Regions from separate parts of the Homo sapiens genome. Here region 1 is linked to region 2. A link is a loop called in an ENCODE intact Hi-C map of the cell type or tissue named here. Cell type or tissue: Caco-2. All regions are shown on one strand. Each heading gives the region's core, and the rest is flanking DNA. Links, peaks and the distances in the headings are about the cores only.

Region 1 (8,346 bases), core at 19-8,018, 450 kb before region 2:
CTGGCTTTCTGTCATCCCAAACTGATATGCTTTGGCTCTGTGTTCCCACTCAAATCTCATGTTGAATTGTGATCTCGAGTGTTGGAGGTGGGGCCTGGTGGGAGGTGATTGGATCACGGGGGTGGTTTCTAATGGTTTAGCACCATCACCCTAGTGCTGTCTTGTGATAGAGTTCTCACAAGAGCTGGTTGTTTGAAAAGTGTGTAGCACCCCCCAGTCTTCGTGCGCTGTCTCTCCTGCTGTTATGTGAAGAGGTGCTTGCTTCCCGTTTGCCCTTCTGCCATGATTGTAAGTTTCCTGAGGCCTCCCCAGCCATGCCTCCTGTACAGTCTGTGGAACTGTGAATCAATTAAACCTCCTTTCTTTACAAATTACCCAGTCTCAGGTGGTTCTGTATAGTCTGTGAGAACAGACTAATACACAACCTGAATGTCTTAGTAACACAAATAAAACATGGTGAGTTTAAAGGTAGTTCCAAACACAGTGTGCTTGCCCAACACTTCCACCCACATGGACCCTCAATATATGAAGTCTGATCCTTGAAATCAATGTCACTCTTTCCAGATTTGGTTCTTCAGCTTAGTCTGAGTCTATATTCTTTTGTTTTTCCTTTTATACACTCTGGGAAAGAGTGTTGTCTGATATGATGCGATTTCGACATTTTAAGGGCTTTTTCTAAAGGGCTTATTTTATCTTTTGTTCCAATCCTGTGCCAAATCATAGGATTTCATTGATTTAGTGGTGAATAGTTAGGATTTCATGATTGCAATCATGTTTATTTTAGAAATGGAAAATTGAGTAAGGCAGAAATCATCTATTCAATGCAATCATATTTTTTAATATTTAAAAATGCTACATAGGTGTGCATATAATACAGGATTGGGAATTGGAAAGTTAGGTTCTGGTTTCTGCTTTGCTATTGCAAAAAAAACAAAACAAAACAAAACTTAATCTTTGGACTTCTGTTTCATCATAAGTTAAAGAATTAGGTGGCTCTAAATGATTTTCATATAATAACCCAGTTTAAACAATTTTGTGAAGAGTCTTAACACTATGCTACATGTGAAACAGAGCAACACGGCAGTAATAATATCTCTAAAGTGCATTTTAAAGACTTTTATCTATGGCCGGGCACGGTGGCTCACGCCTGTAATCCCAGCACTTTGGGAGGCCGAGGCGGGTGGATCATCTGAGGTCAGGAGTTCAAGACCATTCTGGCCAACATGGTGCAACCCTGTCTCTACAAAAATACAAAAATTAGCCAGGCGTGGTGGCGGACGCCTGTTAACCCAGCTACTTGGGAGGCTAAGGCAAGAGAATCACTTGAACCTAGGAGGCGGAGGTTGCAGTGAGCTGAGATCACGCCTTTGCACTCCAGCCTGGGTGACAAGAGTGAGACTCCATCTCAAAAAAAAAAAAGACTTTATCTAACTTCACGTTTTCTTACTAGTGATTTTTTTCATCTTCTGACTTGCTGCAAGAGGGTATTTCCCTAGTTTCAATGGTTTTGAAGTTAATTTGTTCAGCTTCTGCTTAGTGGATATTTATGAGAGGTAATACTTGCCTTTAATTTCTTTTCAGCTTTTCTACTGCTGTCTTTTTCTTATTACTTCTTTTTAAGTTAGCTCCGACTTTGCTATTTTTAGAGAGAAGCAATAAGGATGGCACAGTGGTTACAAGAGGTTAGAAACAATTGAGATGAGAATCCTATTTTTGTTGATATAATTTATATGCAATTCGTAGCTTCAAAATGAAACACTGACATGGTCATCTTTTTAAAACTAAAAAATGATATAAAATTCCTAGTGCATGTGTTTTAAAAAATTCTTTCATAGTGAACAAATCATGCAAGATATTAATTTTTTTTCCCTAAAAGACTATTCTAAAGTCTCCCTGAACATGTCACTTCAAAATGTAAACAAAGAAACAAAACTGTCATCTATTGGAGTTGGGTGTGATTTTTGTCTTTTGTCTTCTCTGTCACACTAGTTTTCAGTTCTTTGCTGTCATGTGGCCCACTTTTCAAAGATGCAATTATGTGGATTTCAGGGGGCCGTCAGCTTGCCTTCCCCAGTTGCTCTGGGCCAGCTCTGGTCTCCAGATACCTCTGATGGAGGCGAGTCCCAAAGTTGATAACTAGGAAGAGACTGTGTATGCCAGGGACGGATGACAAGATGTGCTGAGCCTTGGGGAGACGCGGCAGGATGTTACTAATGAAAGAGGGCCCTGCTGCCGAGGGAGGGGAAGGAAGCAGATGTGAGGGCAAGATTCAGGTGACAACCTCAGCGTTCCAGAGATACAGGATGTTATGGAGGAGGGAGAAAAGCAAGTTGGCATTTGGCAGAATGCACAGAGGCGAGACTCGAGAGTGGGCGGTGGAAGCTGAGGCTTTCAAAGATTTCTGACCTTCTGCCTGCCAACTTGGAATTAGATTTCTTGATGGAGGGGGAGAATGGGGGAAGGGGGTAGAAAAGGCAGATGCCAAGAGAGATTACTGATTTGGCAACCAGACAAAAGGATGCTGTGGCTGGCACCTGCAGCAGAGAAGGGCAGAACGGTGTAGCCAGTAGGTCTAAGGCAATGGGCTGAGTGCCAGAGTTTGAGCTGCTACAGAGCGGCCTGAGATGGCCTCTTTTTTAGACACGAGAAAATAGTCTGTAGAGAAATAAAATTTAAAAATGAGAAATTTAATATCTTTGGATAGATTTTTAGGATTGGCATTTACAAGCGTATTCAGTTGCCTTTCTCCTGTCTGAGGAGCATAACCTTTTGTGGTCAGATTGATGATGCTCTTTAAAAAAAAATCCCAGCAATATTGTTACATTTCCAATTCCAAAACCAAAGTGGTGGGATTTGACTATAGGTTTCCTCATTTCCCCAGCAGTGAATACGAAGTGACTTTTCCATGTCCCAAATGTTGACCCAGAACAATATCATTCCCTGTGAGACAGGAGTAACTGATTACATTAGAATACAATTTTGTTGCCACAGAAATCAGGAAACTTTAAATTTAGCAGCTTCCTTCTAGGGTTTTTTGCTCTGGGCTCTCAGCAAGCGTTTGCGTTTCTACGTCCTATATCACCGTGCACCACTAGATGTCACTGTTACTCGGGTCTTTGGGTAACAGACTCAACAATATGCCTGACCTTTTGTGCCTGGGGAAAAACAATCTTCAGAAGGGGAGGATAATACTGTCTGTGTGGATTTAAATAAGACCTCTTTACCTGGCATTTTTATCGAAAAACAGATACTCCATATGTTGTGTTGATTGCTGTTTCCCTTTCTGTTTTTGAAAGGGAGAGACTGAATTAAATGCGTTTCTTCCCACAAATGTACCTTACCATTTCTCCTTATTCTCAATTCTCCCTTAAAAATGTAGCTTTTAGCTCCATAATATAAGAAATATTTGTTAGAAAATTAGGAAAATCATCATTCTATGGGTATTTAGAATCTATATATGGACTGCAAATGTTTCTTCCCTAATCTCTTCCTAACCTTAGAGAACTTCAAAATGCATTGTCTCATTTCCTAAGGAAAAATGTTGTAACTCTAACTAGGAAAAGAATCCTGTGAGAGCACAGCAAGTCAGCGTTAAGAATTGAATTTTCATGACTACCCTCGGATACATCCTTGAACCTAAGGGACAAATGTTGCCGTGAGTTTCAGGTTGTTTAAATGGTGGTGTTAGACACACAAATCATTCATTTTCCTGCTAAATTTCCTTTTCTTTTATTGAATATTGGATACAGGTATGTCTTTTAAGATGTGGCCATTGATTCATATATACCAGAGCATTATTTAAACATGAAATTAAATAAGATAATTAAATAACAATGCATTTATAAAGCGTTCTTGAAAATAGATTAATTATTTAGAGCATTTGAGTGAAAAGTCTCAATACGATTTCACTATAGCAAATGATAGCCATTAATAAGTCATAACAGGATAATAACATAAAACAAAAAATGAAAACCTTACAAAATATATCTTAAAAAGCGAAGTAGGGCTTTACTTTGAGTTGAGTTCGTGGTACAAAATGAATCAATTTGTTCTTTTTGGAACTTTATCTCCAACCGTGTAATATTTGTGTCTTTAACTGTTGGCTGCTTCTAACAGTTACTGAGCCAATTGACCTCCAAACTAGGACTACATCAATCTGTTTTCTCTCTAGCTGCGATGCCACAGTATTTATAGGTTATTCTGCACTGGAATTTTACCCCCTGGAGATAACTTGTAGCTATGGGCCAATGCCAACTCATTCTGACTCAGGTGGGGATAATAGTCCTTAAGATGAAGTTGCCATGGACTTTAACAATGTTTGGGGTCTTATTCTCTCTGCTCCTGTTCGCAACTCCTCACACTTTTTCCCCTCCCCTCTCTTCCTCTTCCCTTCAATTCTCTGTTCTGTATTCTTCTCTATCTCTTTCTTTTTCCTCCTGCCCTTTCTGTGTTTTCCTTCCATATGTGTGACCCTTAGATTTGTTGTAGAACTATATTGGAGATCGAATTATGATCACTTCTATATTAGTTTCCAGTGGTTTCTGTAACAAATAATCCAAATTTGGTGGCTTAAAGCAACAGGCATTTATTATTTTTTAGTTCTGGAGGTCAGAATTCTGAAACCCATTTCCTGGGCTGAAGTTAAGATATCTTAATTTCAGAGCTGTCCTCCCTATGAAGGCTCTAAGTGTATCTGTTTCCTCGCCTTTTCCAACTTTTAGAATTGCATTCCTTGCATTCTTTTGCTCCCCACCCCATCCTTCAAAGCCAGCACTGTAGCATCTTCAAATCTCCCTCTCTGCTGAGGCCATGACATTGTCTTCTCTCTTTTGTGTCAAATCTCCTTCTGCCTCCCTCTTGGGACACTTTTGAGCATATTTAGGGCCCACCTTGATAACCCAAGTTAATGTTTCCATTTCAAGATCCTTAATCACATCGGTAAAGCCTTTTTTTTTTTTTTAATATAAAGTAACACTACGAGTTCCAGGGATTAGGACCTGGATATATTTGGGGGCCATTATTCAGTCTCCCACAGCTTTTTAGCTGTGTGGTTGTGCAATTTATTTAGTCCCTCTAAATTTTAGTTTCCTTGCCAAATAGTGTTAAGTGAGGACTTAATGAGAAAATGCTTGCAAAGTGCTTAGCATAGTGCTTGGCAAAGAGTTAAAGCCACTTTAAATTAAAATAATTTAAGTGCTAATAAATATTACTCCTGCTATCAAATAAGATTATCTCATTCTTTCCCTCCCACTCATCTTTATGGTACTTCAATCTACCTTCTGACCTCATCTCTCTACCAGAACATTTATTTCAAGGTCTCCAGTCTCTTCTAGCTGGTCAAATTCTTGGGCTTCATTTAGCAGCATTTAATTAGGTAAACCACTTATTTTACTTAGAAATGCATTCGTTATTTTGCTTCTGCCATAACATATTTTCTGTTTTTTTTTTTCTACTTCACTGGATACTTCTGTTTTCTTTACTGTCTTCTCCTTCTTTTAATCTACAGTAAAATATTGGTGTTCCTCAGAATTCTGTCTTGAAGACTCTTTGTCTATTTTTATACTGAGATGAAGAGTAGCCTGGCAGTTTGATGATCTTAAAGAAGATAGTGGGGCAGGAATACAGGCAGCAAGGGGTGGGAATGGCATGGGACAGAGCTGGAGTTGTGGTCTGGATCAGATTCTGTGGTGACTGACAGGCCCTGGTATAAGGATTTTGACATTAATGTTAGGAGTGGTGAGATGTGTCTTAAGCCTCAGAAATAGATTTTGACATTGGTGTATTAAGTAGATCTCTGAGTCAGTTTGAGTTGCTATAACAAAATACCATAGACTAGGTGGCTTATTTATTTTTCACAGTTCTAGAGGCTGGAAGTTTGAGATCAGGGTGGCAACATGATCAGTATCTGGTGGAGGCCCTCTTCCGGGGTCTAGACTGCTGACTTCTTTGTATGTGCACATGATGGAAGGAGGGTGAGAGAGCTCTCCCTGGTCTCTTTTGTAAGGGCACTTGTTTCATTCATGGAGGCTGCACTCTCATGACCAATCACTTCCCAAAGGCTCTGCTTCCTAATACCATCACATTAGTGGTTAGGATTTCAATGTATGAATTCTGAGTGGGTGTTGGTAGTGAATGCCTGAATTATTTCCTTTCCAAAAGGTCTACAGCTCATGACCTTCTCCTTTCTGAAAGCTGCTGAACCATGAGCTAACCTACTATCTGGTAATTCTGAGCTTGGATAAAAGGGCAGGAGAGAGATGTCAGAGGTGTGAGTGGAATGTCAGGGGCTCAGCTTTAAACCCTATATTTAGTAAGAACATGGGAATTTCCTATGAGTTGGAAAAACACCACTAATTGTGGCTGTGATTTAGGCAGTACTGTAGATACCTTTCTGCTCCAGCTGGTGTTAAGGCAAGAAGGAATAGCCTTAGCTATAACCTGGTCTCCTAGCCAAGGGACATGCAGTGGGAGAGGCCAAAAAGGCCCTCCAAGAACGTACAAAGAGCCAATGCTTGGATAACTCTCTCAAAGGTGAAATTGCCAAGTAGTCAATGTTCAACAGAGAAAATAGCAACAACCTAAAGAAAGAGAATGGTGGGCCTGTCACCCACCATCGTGGTTGCTCCAGTAACTATTTCTCTCCCTGCCTCCTCTCACTGCTGCTGAAGCTTCGATGGAGAGTGCTTTCTCTGGAGAACACACCCCTTCCTCCCTACCCTCAAACACTTCTAGTCAGTAGTGTGTCCTGCTTTTGTGGAAGAGGGAGGTGTTTAAATAAATATAAGAAAATCTTAACCCAAACTGAAGAAATGTCATAAGAATGAGGTGAGAGATCTATAAGGAGCTTGTACCTAGGTAAAAAGAAGGTGAAAGGAGACATTTGATAGGTATTATTTGGGAAGATGGGAAAATAATTCCATGTTTATAGTTTAATGAGTTTAGATTCTTCAATCAAAACAAGTAAACATATGTGATTTAATTTTATTATCATTTTGCTCTGTATAACAAAACTTCGAGTTAAGTGTTCCTACCGTGATCTTGCAGATAAGTAAAATGAGGTTTCATGAAATCAAGTGACTTGCCCAAGGGCACCAAGATAGCAAGATGCAGATGAGGGACTGGAGCCCTCCTGTACTTGACTTTGAAGCCTGTACCCCTTCTCACCCACTGTACCGTTACGTATACCATGCTGTTAAATTGGTCTCATGGCAGTGGTGAGTTTAGAGTTTAAAATGAATAACTATTAATGATATTACAATTCCCCACATAGATCAGTCACCTAAAATTGCAAAGGGTAGGATGATGCAAATAATTGGCTAAGTCTGGAGGCATAATAGTTCTGATTTTGAAGTTAGATTCTGCTAAGACTACAGAAAGAACTATGCTACTCCCCTAGGTGTTCTTTATCCAATCACTCTGGATTATTTTAACCATAGCAAATGATTTTTGTATTGTCTATTTTCCTTCATCCACCCCCTTTAGAATATCAGCTCAATGACCTTTTTGTCTTTTTTACTGATGTTTTGCAAGCAACCTAGAACCAAAGCTTGGCACTTAAGAGGCCCTCCTTAAATATTTTCTGAGTAAATGAATGAAAGAAGAAATGATATGTAAGCTACCACCTAAATTCTACCCTGGAGTTACAGGCAAAAAAAGAAGGATAAAAAGGAGGAAGAAGAGGAGAACCTCAGTACAGAGCCCATCTGGTTATTCAAGAGTCAGTGGTTGGCAACACTGCATAAACATGTCATTATGGTCACTGGTTGTCTTTATAATGGGTTTGGTGACACTTGCATTAAAAAAATCTGTGAAGGGACAGTCACCATAAGAACCCAGTTGCATCAAAATTCTTTTTCCAAAAGCCTAACCAGGTGCTCAGCTTCTTCGTACCTGGGCGACAATTTCTAAGACTTTTGTCAGTTATTTGAGTGGTTGGGGTCTAGCTTGAGTCAAAGAGACTTAGACAAATAAGCATAACAGATATGCTGGTATGCCTGCTAGAAGTTTCTTTCTAGAGAGACCAATGGTCTTCTTGGTGAGATAATTTATTCTCAAAGGAATTTGATTTTCATCCAGTAATGAAGATTTCTTGTTTGAGTGCAAGAGCATACAAGGCTGGAGTGCAATGGTGCAATCTCAGCTCACTGCAGCCTCTGCCTCCCAGGTTAAAGCAATTCTCCTGCCTCAGCCTCCCAAGTAGCTGGGATGACAGGCACCTGCCACCACATCTGGCTAATTTTTGTATTTTTAGTAGAGATGGGGTTTCACCATGTTGGCCAGGCTGGTCTTGAACTCTTGACCTTAAGTGATCCGCTTCCTTCGTCCTCCCAAATTGCTGGGATTACA
Region 2 (8,346 bases), core at 209-8,208:
TCCCAGCTACTTGGGAGGCTGAGGCAGGAGAATCACTTGAATCCAGGAGGCGGAGGTTGCAGTGAGCCAAGATCACACCACCGCATTCCAGCCTGGGTGACAGAACGAGACTGTCTCAAAAAAACAAAACAAAACAAAAAAAAAAAGGAAATGAGATCATAAACTAAGTCAACTAATGAATGGAAACTAGAAACTGAAATGAGATTTCAATGAACAACTCTTGGTGATAGGGTTTGGCCATGTGTCTCCACCCAAGTCTTATGTTGAATTGTAATCCCCAATGTTGGGAGAGGGACCTGTGGGGAGGTGATTGGATCATGGGAGCAGATTTCCGCCTTGCTTTTTTTGTGATAGTGAGTGAGATCTAGCAGTTTAAAAGTGTGTAGCACTTCCGTCTTCACTCTCCTGCTGGCCATGTGAAGATGTACTTGCTTCCCTTTCTGCCTTCCACCATGGTTGTAAGTTTCCTGAGGCCTCCCCAGCCATGCTTCCTGTACAGTTTGCAGATCTCTGAGCCAAATTAACCTCTTTTCTTTATAAATTACCCAGTCTCAGGTAGTTCTTTATAGCAATGTGAGAGTGGACTAATATACTTGGTCACCAAGTAAATATGAAAAGTGAGAAAAATGGTAGTTTTTTGGGTTATTTACTAAATATTTCCCATTTTCCTTCCAGGCAGATAGTTTTTTCCTTTTGGGTTATTTACTAAATATTTCCCATTTTCCTTCCAGACAGTTTTTGCACTGTCTCATCCTCCTGAAGTGAGGTGTGACACTTTGACTTTCTTCGGTTAATAAATATGAGTGGAAGTGACATATGCTTCTAGGTGTCCTTTTGTTAAGCAATTTGATATGGTCTCTTTCCTGTGGCTCTGGTAATCATGTGAATGTGTATTGAGATAGATAGTTGATTCCCAAACAACTATGATGAGCAGAGATCTCTGAAAAACCCACGTTGACCACATTGTATGACGAAGAAATCAAGTTTTGGTGTGTTAAGCCATTGATATCTGGCAATTGTTATTTGTCAAGGAACAAGTTACTCTGACCAATAAACATGCTGTCCAAAATTTCAAAATACAAAATTAATTTACCAATACCTGTTTGGCCTGGGTAAACTCACAAATTTTTATTTAAACCCCAATCTCATGCTTAGATTTAGAATTTGAACATATCATGACATCAACATATCAATTCTTGCAGGTTAGCTGTTTTTTAGGGTTTTATTAGATTATCTTCTTAGAAGATGAAAGCCATTTTTTCAGTTATAAAGCAAGATATATCAGTGACAGTCACTGGCAAGAGAATATTTGAATAACATGGTAATAATTAGTATATCAGACAGATCTTTAAGGGCCAATGGGATCATATCTGAAAATCACATCTTATTGGAGTCTGCAACACCAAACAAAGGAGATACATTTCTAGGAAAGGACAGGAAAATGCTCTATTCTGATTGGAAAATGATAGTCATTGAGGTATACACAGTCAGCAGAGAGTTGCATCTATGGAATGAAATTATATTTGTGTCTGGAGGGCAGGGGACAGTGAAAATAATGATAGCTTTTGAGGAGCATGTTTTGTAGTTAACTTGTTCCTACATGAATTGTCCCTTATTCATCTTGTTCCCTTCTTGTCCAGAGTTTTGTGGACCTCGTGGCGAATCTTTGAGAGCAGGGACTTTGTCTAGGGTTGGCAGACTGTAAACTCAGGCTTTTCAGAAAGTGGCTTCCCTAAGAGCAGTCTCCTCCCTGAACTCCAGGAAATCCCATAAGCTGGGGAAAGCTTCTGCAGGGTACCAATGGCCACATTTATCAGGACCAATTTTTGTTTATTAGTGTTACTATCACATTGAGTCTTCCTTGTTTGATTGCAGGCACACCCCCATTCTACACCCCCATTCTTTTAGAATATTATTGTTGAATTTTTTTAAATTAATTTGGAAAGAATAAGAGAAATTAATGGGAAAGAAAAGACAGTTTAGTTACTAGTTGAATTTAACCTCTGAGTAACCCTCTTGAGATTCAGCCATAGAGTAAGAAATAAATTTTTATTGTTTATACACATATAAATGTATATTTAAAAAATATATGTTTTATTAAGCAATGTTTATCTTTACTGAATATTATAACTCTAGTATCATACATACACACAGAGTCATAGGGATCTTCATTTCAGTTGTCTTATTGTTTTGGAGGAAAGAAGGGAAAGAAATGACAACCTACCTCTTGAGCAACCACTAAGTGCTCTTAAGTTAACTAAATCTGCTTGGCACTACTAATGTTCTGGAGCCACATGCTTACTTCTTCTAAAATAACCTTTTGCAGGGTAGTAGAACCTTCTGTCATTTGCTTATCTTAGGATGTGGAAACTCTGGCAAGATGACAGTTTTATTGTTGCTGTTATTGTTACTATCAACAGTAAAATAAAAAAAAAATTCTGTGCCCACAATAAGACTTAGTGCTACACAGTTAATGTAAAATGTTAAAAAGAAATTCCAGAGCCTTGAGATTTGTTAGACATGCCCAGTATGATATCTGGGTACCTTATTTCCCTATTATATCCCAGAAACCTTTTTAGCCTAAGACTTATATCCTAAGACTTGTTTATCAAACTTTGGGTCAAGAAACAATAACAACACATAACAATTTTTAGTGGGTCATGCTCACAGGTTTTTTAGGAAATATATAAGAACAGTATAGGATGCATTACACACTATAAGGTAATTACACAAGGACATTTTTGCTTAATTTTATATATACACACACAATCACAATGTAAAATGTGTTATTGTAGTAAAAATAATTAAGTAAAAAATAGTTTACATTTTAATGGTACTTCTTATATGCAACACATTGTTCTAAGTGGCTGTGTTAAGTCATTTAATTCTCACAACTTTTCAATGATTTTTCTCATTTTAGTCCCTGAAACACAGCAAAGTTGAGTGATGTACCTGACTTTACAGAACTATTCAAAGCTAAGCAGTTCGCTGCTTATGCTGCTGTCATAACCTATAAGCTATCTATACTATTCTCTAAGGACACTGAAAATACTGGCATAGAGGACCACAGACATAGAGCAGGAAGAAAAATTTCTGTGGAAAAAATGAACATGTAGAATGAATCATTTGGACAAGGACAGGGTATTCCAATGAGGTAAAACATGTAAAGAGAAAAGGGTGATGGAAAATGAAACAAATAGCAGATAGAAACTCCAGTGCAGACAGAATGGTTTATATTAAAAATGTAAATGAGGACTATTTATTTAATTCAGCTGTTAAAACTCTGTCCATTCTAGACAGTCATGTTGCATCCTCAAGCATTTACAAAGCACCTTTGAACACAACGATTCTTGCTGCCATCTGACTTGGAATTTAGATCCTGGAATTTACACTTCTCATCCTCCTTGTTAACACTTTCATAATTGCCTAAACTTCAGGTTAGAAAATATTTTCAGAAAATCACTCTACATTTGTCAGTTCAATTTCCCCTTCAACCTTTATTTACACCATTTAAAACAACTTCTCTATGCTTCATATATTTGCTCACGATTATTATCTTCTCTCTGGCCAAACTAAACAAATTTAAATGTTTTCATATGAGTTTATGAGTCATCCTCCTCCTGACATTTATTCATTCTTATTGCTGTCCTTGGAACACAACACCTCAAGGACTATTGCTTCCTCTGCAGCAGTCCAGGTGTGATTGGCTGTCACAGAATCTGCAGAGCCCCTTGAGACGCAGTCCCTGGGTGGGTGCTGGAGAGGGTGGGTGCCTATGTATGACTGGTAGGAAGCAGCAACATACCATGCTTCAGGTCTCTAGGAACCTCTAGGAAGAGGTATCACCTTTAAAAAGAGTCCATCTCCATCCTTTAGCTATATCCCTTGAGATCAAGAATTACCACCTTCTATATTCAGAGTGATTTTCAACAGATGGTTTTGCCTGTGGAATCCCTTGAAAATGTCTTATTTATTTTCCCTCCAGGACAAGAAGGATAACTTGTCTCCTCTTCTGTAGATTTTTAGAGATTGAATTAATTATCCTATTGGTAAAAACAGGTCACATTCACATCTACTTAGAGGCAAATTTAAAACACACACACATATATACACACACACATGCCCAGATATAAAGAGTAGATCTATATCAACTTTGTGGCATTACACTTTAAATATAGAAATGAACTTGCTGAAATTGTTTCTATTTTTTAAAAAATAATATTTCTATTCTCACTCCCTTCAAGAATATAATTGCATTTCATTGTACTTTTAGAGATAACTATGGAATAAATATCGCCTGAACTGAAAAATGCAGCATTTCTGTTTCCAAAGAATTTATGAGAAAAGCTGAAACTCTTTGGATACCAAGACATAATGAAAACAAACCACATTTCTTCTAACAAAAGACTCCAGCAGCTGCATGAGCAAGGCTACTGCAGCTGACTGTGATTTCCAAGAGGCTGTTTATTCCAGACACTAGGGGGCACTGGTGATTTGCTCAACTCCTCTCAGTTCTTGGGCTTTAAAAAATTCAGTGTGTTACCAGCAACTTGTCAACTTTCAATGGGCAGGAATGGAGTGGAAAATAACTATTCAAAAGTTCATATTTTCAGAGAGAGGTTAAAAATATTCTCTGCAGAACCCACCAGAAGAAAGAGGAGAAGTGACTCGTCTTTGTCCTGTCCTGGTTATCAGTCCTCATCCAGAAGTTGTAGTGGGTTCAAATTTCATAACTTGTTAAAACTAATGCCAGAAATGAAGTTTGTAAAACAGCAGATAGCTCATTCAAACCCTACATTTGAACACACTCTTTTCCTTTTCATGCTTATTTTTGCCGAAACCGGTGACAACATCGGTTTCTAACTATTGAAAAGACATTCTGATTCACAAGCACTGATTTAAATAGAGTATGTTCATTTGGACGTAATGAGGGGAGACAAACAGGATTAAACAAAACAAGGACAATGAGAATATAAGCTACCTTCATAAATCGAATTTAAAATAGTCGAGCAAAAACCCTGCTTATCTGTATAATCCATGTTCCAGTTGCTTTGAGGCAGGATGGAAGAATAACAAGCAAAGGTAAAAGCAACCAAAAAAAAAAATTTAAAGAGATACCAATATTTGATATGAAGCATTCAAGTAAAAGAAGCTATCCATTAAAAGCATTGACAACGAATCAGTTATGTGTGACCAAGATACTCAGAGCAATAATAACCAGAGGCTCTTGTACAATATGCTTGGTCCATAATTATTGTTTCCATTATTGGTGAGTTTTTTGTTTGTTTGTTTTTATTTTTGTTTTTGAGATGGAGTCTCACTCTTATCCAGGCTGGAGTGCAGTAGCATGATCTGGGCTCACTGCAATCTCTGCCTCCCGGGTTCAGTCGATTCTCTTGCCTCAGCCTCCCAAGTGGCTGGAATTACAGGCACACACCACCACACCCGGCAAATTTTTTTTTTTTTTTTTTTGTATTTTTAGTAGACTGTGTTTTGCCTTGTTGGCCAGGCTGATCTCGAACTCCTGACCTCAAGTGATCCACCTGCCTTGGACTCCCCAAGTGTTGAGGTTACAGGTGTGAGCCACCATGCCCAGCCTATTGGTGGTTTTAAAAAATCTATTCCATATTTCCTCAAAGCATATAGCTAAAGAATTTAGGGAGGGAAGCGTATGTCCCTTTCAGAATCTCCTCTTACTCAACTATGACAGTCATTACTATCTGCATGGAGACACGCTTGAGAAGGAGGCCATTGCATGTTCTCAAGATAACTAGGAAAGAATAGCCTAATAGTGGCCAAAGTCAGTTTCTTCCTGCTTCATGTGACTCTCTGAAAAACTAGGCCCATCGCAGCCCTAAAAGTCTGACTCCCACCTCTTTCTCTCATGTGTCACAGGTAAAAGTAAGTCATGTACAACACGACAGTCTTGTTGCATACAATACATTGTGTGCCTTGGAGGTACGTGATGCTAAAGTTTGTTACATAGGGTCACATTAGGAAGAGTATTTGTCCCGTATAATAACCAACTCAGTTCCAAGTCTAGGTTTAATCTCCTCCTGACTCAGGTGTCACCTTCTTGCTTTCAAATAAATTAGTTTCTTCTAATCCCAGTGAGCTTCTGTTGACCTGAAGACTTATTTCTTTTGCTAACTGGTTTCAGCTTCCCATCCAGATGACTAGATTGTTTGCTGACTTCAAGAGTCCTTTGGTGTCAGCTTGAGGAGATAATAGTTGTTTACCAAAAATGATCTTTAGAGTAGTTTAACTACCCAGAGGCTCTCACAGTTTGGAAGGAGGGTGGAGCAATTTACACTACATGATTTTATTAGCAGGAAAATTTGCCTTTCTTTTTCACTGCAAACAAGTTATTCTCTGAAGGGTAGCTTGATATAGAGTACAACATTATTAAAATGCATAGGAAATTAAATCTGAAATATATAATGGTTTTGTTTGTAGAACACTTCTTTTAAGTAGGTTTAGGTTTTAAAATGTACATGCACATACATGTCATTGAAACCTTGGAAAGAATGTTATTTAGGGTGCAAAGATCAAAGTAGATATGGAGGTAGTAAGATGATTATGTTTTCAATTTATAAGGTTTTACATTTCTTTTACAGAAAGTGTTTATTCTTGTATAAAATGAAAATCCTCATAACTGTTTTGCAAGTCTCTGCATATTCGTTACATTTTTATGCCAAAGACATATCTCTCTCTCTCTCTCTCTCTCTCTATATATATATATATACACACACACACACATATATAAATGTTTATGACAAGAGCCTATTTGTAATTTATTTTCTTTATAACAAATAAATTTTGAGCTATTTGTGTTTGTAAAATATCTTGAGCTTAATATGTCATAATAAAAAGCAGAATAGGACATATATATATGTCCTCTTCTTCCTATTAGAAGCTGACTTCTTCCTTAAAATTCTCTCTCCTAAAACAATAACTTTATTTTAACCGTATATGTTTTGTATCTGTGTATAGCTAGTATAGCTATTACATATATATATATATATATGCACACACATATGTTTTAAAGTTTACATTGTATAGTTTAAAGAACTTTCCTCTCCCTTTAAAGACTTCTTCACCGTTTTGCTTAAATGCAAAATTCTTTACAAAGAGGATTTTTTTTTTGGGGGGGGAATAACTAGGAATGGGGGTCAATTTGACTTTAAATTATTCTGTTTATTATGAGAGATGTTTAAGGCACATTAAGGACATGACTCCACCTTTGGTGAAGGTTGCTCCAGTGGAAAAAAAATTGACAGAAAGGTCCACATCCCTGAACAACTATTTGAAAGACTGCTATCCAGAAGAGCAACCCAACCCCATCTTGGACTGTAATGAGAGGTGGAAGTAAATGTTTGCCTTAAGTCACTGTAAGTTACTGCAATTTTAGGGTTGTTACAACACTAATTACTTTGAATATTTCATAGACTCTGTACAGAATTTATTAACACAGTTTTAAACAAAAACAATCCCAAGATGTAATCTATAGAAAAAGGGTTCCACGTCCAAGTAAGTCGAAAAAAAAACTAGGTACCGCCTATTTTTCTTAAAGAGTCAGAACGCACACTGCTAAATTTAGAGCTCTGAAAATTTCCATAGTAAAAAACCATGTTTAACTCAATACTTGTCAAATGTATATAATCACCCAAACAGATCATATGACTCATATTAAGCTGATACATAATGATATCATTTATATTGGTTGTTCAAAATATTGAAATTCTTTTATTCTGGTTGGTAAATAAACATTGACCAAACCCTTCAAATAGCCCTGCCTCCACTGGCCTAGCCCTACAGTAACTTAAGTGAATACTTTTAGTGAGCTGTTCTGGTACCCTCTGGTCAATGAGCTAGCCAAAGAACCTACCATACATGACTCCTGTGAAATGACCACCATCACTAGAAGTAATTCCTCTGTCTAGAGCAGACCTCAACTCTGAAAAGGGAAACAGGCAAATGATTAACGTCCTGTTGGCACCCTGAGGTTTGGTGTCCTCCTATAGGTAGTTATTTCCCCAGGGGATATCCTCACATGGTCTTTTGTTACATGTGGCCACTTGTTGAAAATTGTATCCTCCAAAATATTTCCTACTAGTGGTTAAATATTTTTAATTCCACTACATCACAGAACCATCAGCATTGAAATCAATTTCTGTTGCAAGGAAGACACTTTAAATCCTGACTGACTTCCTCGCAACCTGACTGACTTCCTTGCAACATATAGTCAAAAAAAAAAAACCAAAACTATTTACTTTCATTGTTCAGATGAATTTGAATTGTTTTGTATTAAGATCATCTTTATTGTGTGCGGAATTTTTAGTCTCT

The links. A loop is a pair of places that touch in the nucleus more often than their neighbours do. Peaks named below come from ENCODE experiments on the same cell type or tissue, not always from the same donor. Only the 100,000 strongest peaks of a DNase experiment are listed, where the experiment ranks them.
Region 1: a loop joins it to region 2, with 10 times the contacts of the local background. A loop is called at or near these places in 20 of 110 quality-filtered maps.

Annotation. Positions count from the first base shown.
Region 1 is chr3:107,059,394-107,067,739 of GRCh38, reverse strand. No RefSeq gene overlaps it. Among named protein-coding and RNA genes, the nearest start is that of LINC00882, 180 kb to the left of the region's middle. In Caco-2, for the core only: a CTCF peak has its summit at 3,076 (motif pointing right); a DNase peak (open chromatin) is centred at 3,109.
Region 2 is chr3:106,606,032-106,614,377 of GRCh38, reverse strand. The region is part of intron 2 of LOC101929485 (a long non-coding RNA gene); the gene reads left to right. Among named protein-coding and RNA genes, the nearest start is that of LINC00882, 630 kb to the left of the region's middle. In Caco-2, for the core only: a CTCF peak has its summit at 4,476 (motif pointing right); a DNase peak (open chromatin) is centred at 4,467.